3 separate regions of the Homo sapiens genome follow, and all the other regions are linked to region 2. The links are chromatin loops, found by intact Hi-C in ENCODE. Cell type or tissue: ascending aorta. All regions are shown on one strand. Region 1 overlaps MALRD1 (MAM and LDL receptor class A domain containing 1). Region 2 overlaps PLXDC2 (plexin domain containing 2). Region 3 overlaps PLXDC2 (plexin domain containing 2).

Region 1 (2,500 bases), 260 kb after region 2:
TGACATATTGTCTGTATAACCAGACTTTAGTCACAAGTTCAGAGTCAGTGCCTAGCAGAGAACAAAAAAGTCATTTTGTTACTACAAGGGTGTACTTTTCTCTCTATGTCCTTTCAGTGGAATAAACCCCCAGAGAGAAACACGGCCCAAAGGTACTGACTGGGGCATATGACGACTGTCTGATTTAGTTCTTACAGCTAAAGGCACTGTAAAGGGGGATGCAGTTAGGGAGAAATTCTCCTAATAGCTCAGGCTGTGCTCTGTATCTTAGAAAATTCAATACCTGTTATTTACCAGTTCAGCAAATCAGGGGACAAAATAGCATGGATAGGAAATTTTCTACCTCAGTAGAGTGTGGAGCTGAAAATGGAACACTCATCATTGGATTTGAGACGGGGCTTCAAATTACCCAGGAAGAAATGCAACAGGGGCATGAGTACCTTATATATTTTATTTATTGACTTTATATAAAAAAATGAGAAAATTAAATATGCAATCTATATGTAATCTTACAATTATGTTAGAAAAAGTTGAAAAGTTGAAAGGAACATTATCCTGAAGATCCAGACAATGCGTTATTCTAAGCAGAAATGGCTTTTATGAGGCAGACAACTGGTGAAGAGAATGAAATTGATATGAACAGGAAAAATATATGGAATCCCATATTAAAATTTAAAATAAAATTTAAGGTTATCTATATATCAGTGGTAATGAATATAGAAATAGGTATTTCAAAAAATAGTTGATTGATGAGGAGTAACTTAAGAATCTCATCATGTAAGTAAGAAGATAAAGACAATGATTTAATCCCTTTGTGTTTCTGTTTGCTTATTTGTGAAATACACAAACATAATAGTACCCATCTCCCAGGACTATTGTAAGTCTTACCTCATTAAACACATGAAAGTGCCTAGAACTGTACATATTACACACTCTATGAATATTTGCTATTATTACCATAAACGATCATTTTATTAAGCTCCTAATATATGCAGTGTATAGTGCTAATTATTAGAAGTATAAAGGCTAAAGCAACTGACATATTGACAAAAGTTGTTCTGATAACTAGCAGAAGACTGAAATAGGAAGAGCTCTCTGTCCTAAAATAACCCTGATGGCTAAAGAGCAAAAAGTAGGAAAATACACAGACTAGTCATTTTTTTGGTCCGTTTGGTAAACAGGCAGCTTTCTGCCTTGCCAATTAAAACACTTACAGATAACAAACCATTTGTTTTCCAAAGTAAACGTCTGGCTCAATTGATTTTTCATTTCTTTCTTAAAAAAAATCAAGATTGTTTTTAATGGCATTCTTCTAGGAAAATTCAAGCAGCAATGACTATTGTCTGAGGTAAACCATCAAGAGAGACCGAGCGTGGTTTTCAACTGTGGCCAATGGTACAGTGGAAAAGAAATAGTATGAAATTGGAGGTCATACCAACTACCATGGTAGGTAAATAGGAGAGAGTAATAGAAATTCAAGTTGGCAGGGACCTTAATTGTTCTTCTTGTTCAAGTCCCTGCCTCTGTTTTGATTTACACATAAGAAAGTTGGAGATCAGAGAAGTGAATTAACTGGAGAGAAATAGCCCAGCTTTTGACAGAGCAGTTATTAGGCCAATAACTCTTGACCCTTACTTAATATAAAGATCTCTCTAATATTCCAAACTGGGGTGTGTGTTTGTGTGTATGTGTGTGTGTGTGGTGTGTTTTCCTAACCACTAGACTACCAGGGATAAACTGTTTAGCTCTCCTGCTCTCTTTCAAAAGCTAAAATATCTTTGATGCTTGATATCTACAGAACAGAAGCTTCAAATAACTTCTATATGCATTATTTTTTTCAGATCTCAGAATAGCCCTATGAATCACCCAAGGCAAACATTGTTACCACATTTTACAGACGAAGATATCAACGTTTAAAGAGGTCTCAAAAGCAAAAATAGCAGAAAGCAAGATGTGTAGACTTAATGAATGTATAATGGAGATTCTTAATGTTTTATGACTTGTACATTTTGAAATTAGTGGGTTTTTTTTTGTTTGCTTTGTTTTGAGATTGAGTTTCGCTCTTGTTGCCCAGGCTGGAGTGCAATGGCATGATCTCGGCTCACAGCAACCTCTGCCTCCTGGGTTCAAGAGATTCTCCTGCCTCAACCTCCTGAGTAGCTGGGATTACAGGCATGCACCACCATGTCTGGCTAATTTTTGTATTTTTAGTAGAGACAGGGTTTCTCCATGTTGGTCAGGCTGGTCTCAAACTCCCAACCTCAGGTGATCCACCCGCCTCAGCCTCCCAAAGTGCTGGGATTACAGGCATGAGCTGTTGTACCTGGCCAAAATTAGTCGTGTATTTAACTAATTATTAAATGCATGTGTATATAATCTATATTGTTTGATTCTTCTTTCTTCATTCCTTTATTTTTGAAATAACAAAAAAACCCTGTGAGGCTATAGTCAATAATAATTAACTGTTTAATTTAAAATAGCTAACAGAGTATAATTGGTT
Region 2 (2,500 bases):
CAGTCAGGAGTCTGACTGAGACCCTGATTGCTTACAAGCTGAGGCTTTTATAAGAAAGTTTTTTATTTGGGAGGAGAGGTTGGGTAAATGCTGGCCGGTTGGGACTTCCGGGAACTGTACAGACACAGAGTCTCATTCTGCTGCCCAAGCTGGAGTGAAGATCATGGCTCACTGCAACCTCCACCTCCCAGCTCAAGCAATCCTTCCCCTTCAGCCTCCCAAGGAGTGGGGACTACAGGCATGCACTCCAAATGAAGCTAATTTTTGTATTTTTTTGTAGCCACAGGGTCTCGCTATGATGCCCAAGCTGGTCTTGAACTCGTGGGCTCAAGCAATCCACCAGCCTTGGCCTCCCAAAGTGCTGGGATTACAGGCATGAGCCACTGACTGGCCAAATTATATACTGATAAATAGTAATGGAGGGAATCAGTTATAGATTATTAACTTTATTTTATACAAAATTTGGGCAGGATTTATATCCCTGTTTTTGCTAGAAAAACCAAATCAATCTTTTCACATGAAATCAAAGATAAGACTTGTTAGTTCCTTTTTCTCCCTCATTTTCTATTGACTGTCTTGAATTTTTTAAATTATCCTTAATTGCCTCAGTGTAGCAATTGGATAAAGCAATTTTTTCTGCCCATATCAAATGAAAAGTATTCAGTTTAATAAATATGTATAACAATGCCAAGCCCTCAGAATGACATTTTATTAGCATGAATAAAAATTATATAAATCCTTTGATTTTTACTCTTACATAACTCTTTGATAAACCCTGTGTTAATTCTAAATGTGCTTATGTTTCATCAAAATAATTTGGATTGTCATTGTTCTAACTAGGCAATACTTTATGTCTTTTGTTGTTGTTCTTTGTTTTTGTTTTGTTTTTCTTCAGGCGAGACTTTTCTAACAGTATATCTAAGAGAAATGATATTTTGGGGTGGATTGTCAATAAAGCAAATCTCAAAAATACATAAAACCTCATTCTTTTTCAATAAAACTAGCACTCAACAACACACCTTCTGCTTAATGCTGGCAATTTACAACTTCCTGGTCTAAAGAAATAAAGCCCTGAACAGCTTATAAAATGACTTAAGAGATTTTTTTTTTAAACATAAGCCAATCTTGGCCAAATAGCACTTGGATGAGTTAAGAATAAACAACATATAAAGAGATAGATAGATCAGATTTCCTTTGAAATCACAAAAGTCTCAAAATTAAGAATTTTAAAAAGCTTTGCATTTGAGAGGCTCAAAGGTTTTGGACAACAGTTCAGTTATTTTTTCAACCCTCAAAAATGCTTGGTACTATGTTATTAATAAGGAAATAGTTCAATGAGTCAGTGTCTGAGCTTTCATTGCCTTGAAGCCAGTCCAAAATGGGAATTTCTGGCACTGGAGACCAACTTTATAAGCTTTCAAAACATGTTTTAGTTTTTGAAACACTGAGCTGGATTTTGCCACTGAAATCACTAAGCTGAGTCTCATATATACTCTCCAAGGTGACAAGCGTTTATCCCTTCTTCTTGAGTTCCATACAACTAAGCCGTAAAGTAAATGTGGTAGCATCTATTCAAAACTGTACTGAGTGAAAACACACACAGTACTGGTCACAAATGAAGCCTCCAACAAACCCAACCCCAGGGACACTCCAAAAGGCTAAAGTCAAGTAAGTGGAATCATGACTCATAGAAGGAAGCCTCACCTCCAACACCATCTCCTTCCTCCTGATCCCAGAACCTGTGCTTTAAAAAAATAGCAAGTAAACAAAGCTTTCACTGATGTGTGTCTCACTGCCTCTCTACACCAACACACACACATAACCCTACCCTCCAGGGACAGCCCCATAAAGTACAAGTTACGATAAGCTTTTAACCACACTGGAACACTATCTCTCAATTCACAATGGGTAGGCAGAGGCATATGTCTAGCTCCAGAGCCTCTGCCAGCCTGTAGAGCATTTCTGTGGACATCAGAATTGGGTGTCCTCTGGGTAAAACATTTAGACACAGTTGTCCTGGCTGAGAACGGTGGCTCACGCCTGTAATCCCAGCACTTTGGGAGGCTGCGGCAGGCAGATCACTTGAGGTCAGGAGTTCGAGACCAGCCTTGCCAACAAGGTGAAACCTCGTCTCTACTAAAAATACAAAAATTAGTCGGGCATGGTGGTGCATGACTGTTAGTCCCACCTACTCGGGAGGCTGAGTCAGGAGAATCACTTGAACTCGGGAGACGGAGGTTACAATGAGCCAAGATCATGCCACTGCATTCCAGACTGAGACAGAGTGAGACGCTGTCTCAAAAAAATAAAAAAATTAAAAAAAATTGAACAATTAAAAAAAAGATAGACACAGTTGTCCCAACTGGCCCTAATACACTGGGCTTGGCACATGGAATGCAGGCTCTATTTCAGCCCCTTGCCTCACTAGGCCAGGGCCTATGTGCAGAGCACAGACCACACAACACAATTGTCCTGTAGCCCTGTGTAGCCTCACTGGCTC
Region 3 (2,500 bases), 100 kb after region 2:
CTTTTCTTTTTTTTTTTTTTTGAGACGGAGTCTCGCTCTGTCGCCCAGGCCGGACTGCGGACTGCAGTGGCGCAATCTCGGCTCACTGCAAGCTCCGCTTCCCGGGTTCCCGCCATTCTCCTGCCTCAGCCTCCCGAGTAGCTGGGACTACAGGCGCCCGCCACCGCGCCCGGCTAATTTTTTTTTGTATTTTTAGTAGAGACGGGGTCTCACCTTGTTAGCCAGGATGGTCTCGATCTCCTGACCTCATGATCCACCCGCCTCGGCCTCCCAAAGTGCTGGGATTACAGGCGTGAGCCACCGCGCCCGGCCGGACACATATTTTCTACATACTCTGTGAGTATCTGATGCTTACAGTGAAGAAACCTGTCTGGAGCAAAATTATTATCTTTCATTATTAAGTTTTATTCAAATACATTCTCCCTGACAAGAGTTTATTTCTGAAGATCACACTGAAATGTGCAAATTCTCCTGATTATAATAATTCCAAACCTCTAGGCAGACATCCATGAACAACAACAACAAAAATTACCTTTGATATAAATGTTCTACACTACAATTATGTCTCAGTCCAAACTTACCCAACCTCAAGCTCCAAAACTTGTATCTGTTCTCTAAAGGAAAAAGAAACTCATATTTCATATTTTTAAAATTTTGCAGGTAGCCTCAAGTCATTGATTGATAAAATAATCAACCTGTCTTTTGTCCAACAATATGACAGATGTCCATTTTACAATAAATGTTCACTTGAATTAACCCCTCTATTATATCACTGTGCTCTAGGTTTATATGTAAACAGAAACTTTAGTGATTATGTCTCAACAGCAACACTCTCATAACAAACTCTACAAATGAGTAATATTTCAAAGTAAATTGTTTAACTCCAACAAAAGCAGGAAATAACAGAAAAATATTCAACCAGAGAAGAACAACTAAAATAAGTGTAAATTATATGATAAACATAAACTACTTCCCTCTAAAACAGAAAAGGGAATAATAGAGGAAATTAGCAGTTTATCTGCCCTCTGGTGGCAATGAAATCAACTGCAGCATTTACTAAAGTAACGCATAATAAAATGTCCCTGTTATGAAATCAGATGTTGTTCCTGTGCCAACATGTCTGTAATAAAGATCCTGATTGTTGCATGACAAACGTCAAGACTGCTGGACTTTTCCCCCCATACTGAATTTTTATATAGACTATTTTACAAATAAAGTTGTATACTTTTTTCTGTTTCACCTTGCTTTTTTTATATATTCAGTAAGCTAACCATTTAATTACAATATTTTTTTCATAAAACTACATGTAAATGATGTCCAGGAAAGAAGCTACTTCTGTTTATAAAAGTCTTCGAAAATTTGGCAAGGAATTTAAAACCATTCTTTTAAAAATCAATCCTATCAATATATGGGTTTCTAGAGTATATTTCCCATCAGAAATATTCAACTAGCTTAAAATACCAGTACACTGATGTTGAACATTTTAAGTATTTTATATTTCCCACAGCAAGGGCTTTTAATTATATGGCCAATCTTACTTTGGGATGAATTTCATCCTCAATTTCTGAACTTCTTGGCATAGCAAATGTGTGTGTATTGTGTGTGTGTGTGTGTGTGTGTGTGTGTGTGTATACATATATTCTTTTTTCAGTAACGTTACTGGAACAGGTTTATAAAAAGATAAACATTTGCTGGCATTTATTTTTTTTTCCTTTACTGCAAATGCATTATTTATTCCTAGTGCCAAAGAAGTTTTTAAATAAACAACTTGGGATGCACATTGGCACACACATCCTTTTAACCTCGTTTGTGGTGGAGTTAATTGTTTTTATTAAGCATCTATTCATACCGTGAATAAGTACATGAAAATTACTGTTGCAATTTTTAAATAACTGTGTCCTTTCCTGGAAGGCTAAAAGTGTTATTTTTTCGGACCAATGAAACGTATCAGAGAAATAAACAAAAGGCATAGTCTACTGTCATAAATCATACACAGTCAAGAACAACCTATGTCCATTAATGCAGAACAATTAAATGTGACAAAGACAAGTCAACACCCAAGAAATCTGCATTTTGTTCTCAGCTTTAAAAGTGTTGTCATCCTATTGCCTCCCTGCACATACACCCCAACACACACACCCCTTCAACCATAAATAAGAGCGCAGAGTCAGTATCTGTGCTTTATCTAGAACAGTTTACACCAGGGACAGGCGAAGTGTTGTGACTGTCTTCTAAGTCGCGGCTTGGTAAATTTCACTCAAGGGTTTCCTTCAAGATCTTCAAGATTCACCTTGCCTGGAATCCCCAGGTGTCCCCCAACCTTCCATCTGTGACTCTCTAGTTGACTGTTGAGGACGCATGCATACTTTCCGGGCAATCATTTAAATTACACACACACACACACACACACACACACACACACACACACACACACCAGAAAAGAACAAATTGACAAATTGATTATCCTAGGGAGAAAGTTTTCGTTTTCTTTTCTTTTCCC

The links. A loop is a pair of places that touch in the nucleus more often than their neighbours do. Peaks named below come from ENCODE experiments on the same cell type or tissue, not always from the same donor. Only the 100,000 strongest peaks of a DNase experiment are listed, where the experiment ranks them.
Region 1: a loop joins it to region 2, with 2.6 times the contacts of the local background. A loop is called at or near these places in 3 of 110 quality-filtered maps.
Region 3: a loop joins it to region 2, with 6 times the contacts of the local background. A loop is called at or near these places in 28 of 110 quality-filtered maps.

What each region holds. Positions count from the first base shown.
Region 1 is chr10:19,657,695-19,660,194 of GRCh38, reverse strand. All of the region lies in intron 36 of MALRD1 (MAM and LDL receptor class A domain containing 1), which reads right to left. Among named protein-coding and RNA genes, the nearest start is that of MALRD1-AS1, 70 kb to the left of the region's middle. In ascending aorta, no CTCF peak of the experiment used is centred here; a DNase peak (open chromatin) is centred at 1,371; H3K27ac peaks cover 2,320 bases.
Region 2 is chr10:19,921,677-19,924,176 of GRCh38, reverse strand. All of the region lies in intron 1 of PLXDC2 (plexin domain containing 2), which reads right to left. Among named protein-coding and RNA genes, the nearest start is that of PLXDC2, 110 kb to the right of the region's middle. In ascending aorta, no CTCF peak of the experiment used is centred here; DNase peaks (open chromatin) are centred at 1,376, 1,682 and 2,227; H3K4me3 peaks cover 1,057 bases; H3K27ac peaks cover 2,500 bases.
Region 3 is chr10:19,818,162-19,820,661 of GRCh38, reverse strand. The region is part of intron 1 of PLXDC2 (plexin domain containing 2); the gene reads right to left. Among named protein-coding and RNA genes, the nearest start is that of PLXDC2, 3.0 kb to the right of the region's middle. In ascending aorta, a CTCF peak has its summit at 1,025 (motif pointing left); a DNase peak (open chromatin) is centred at 1,044; H3K4me3 peaks cover 2,256 bases; H3K27ac peaks cover 2,033 bases.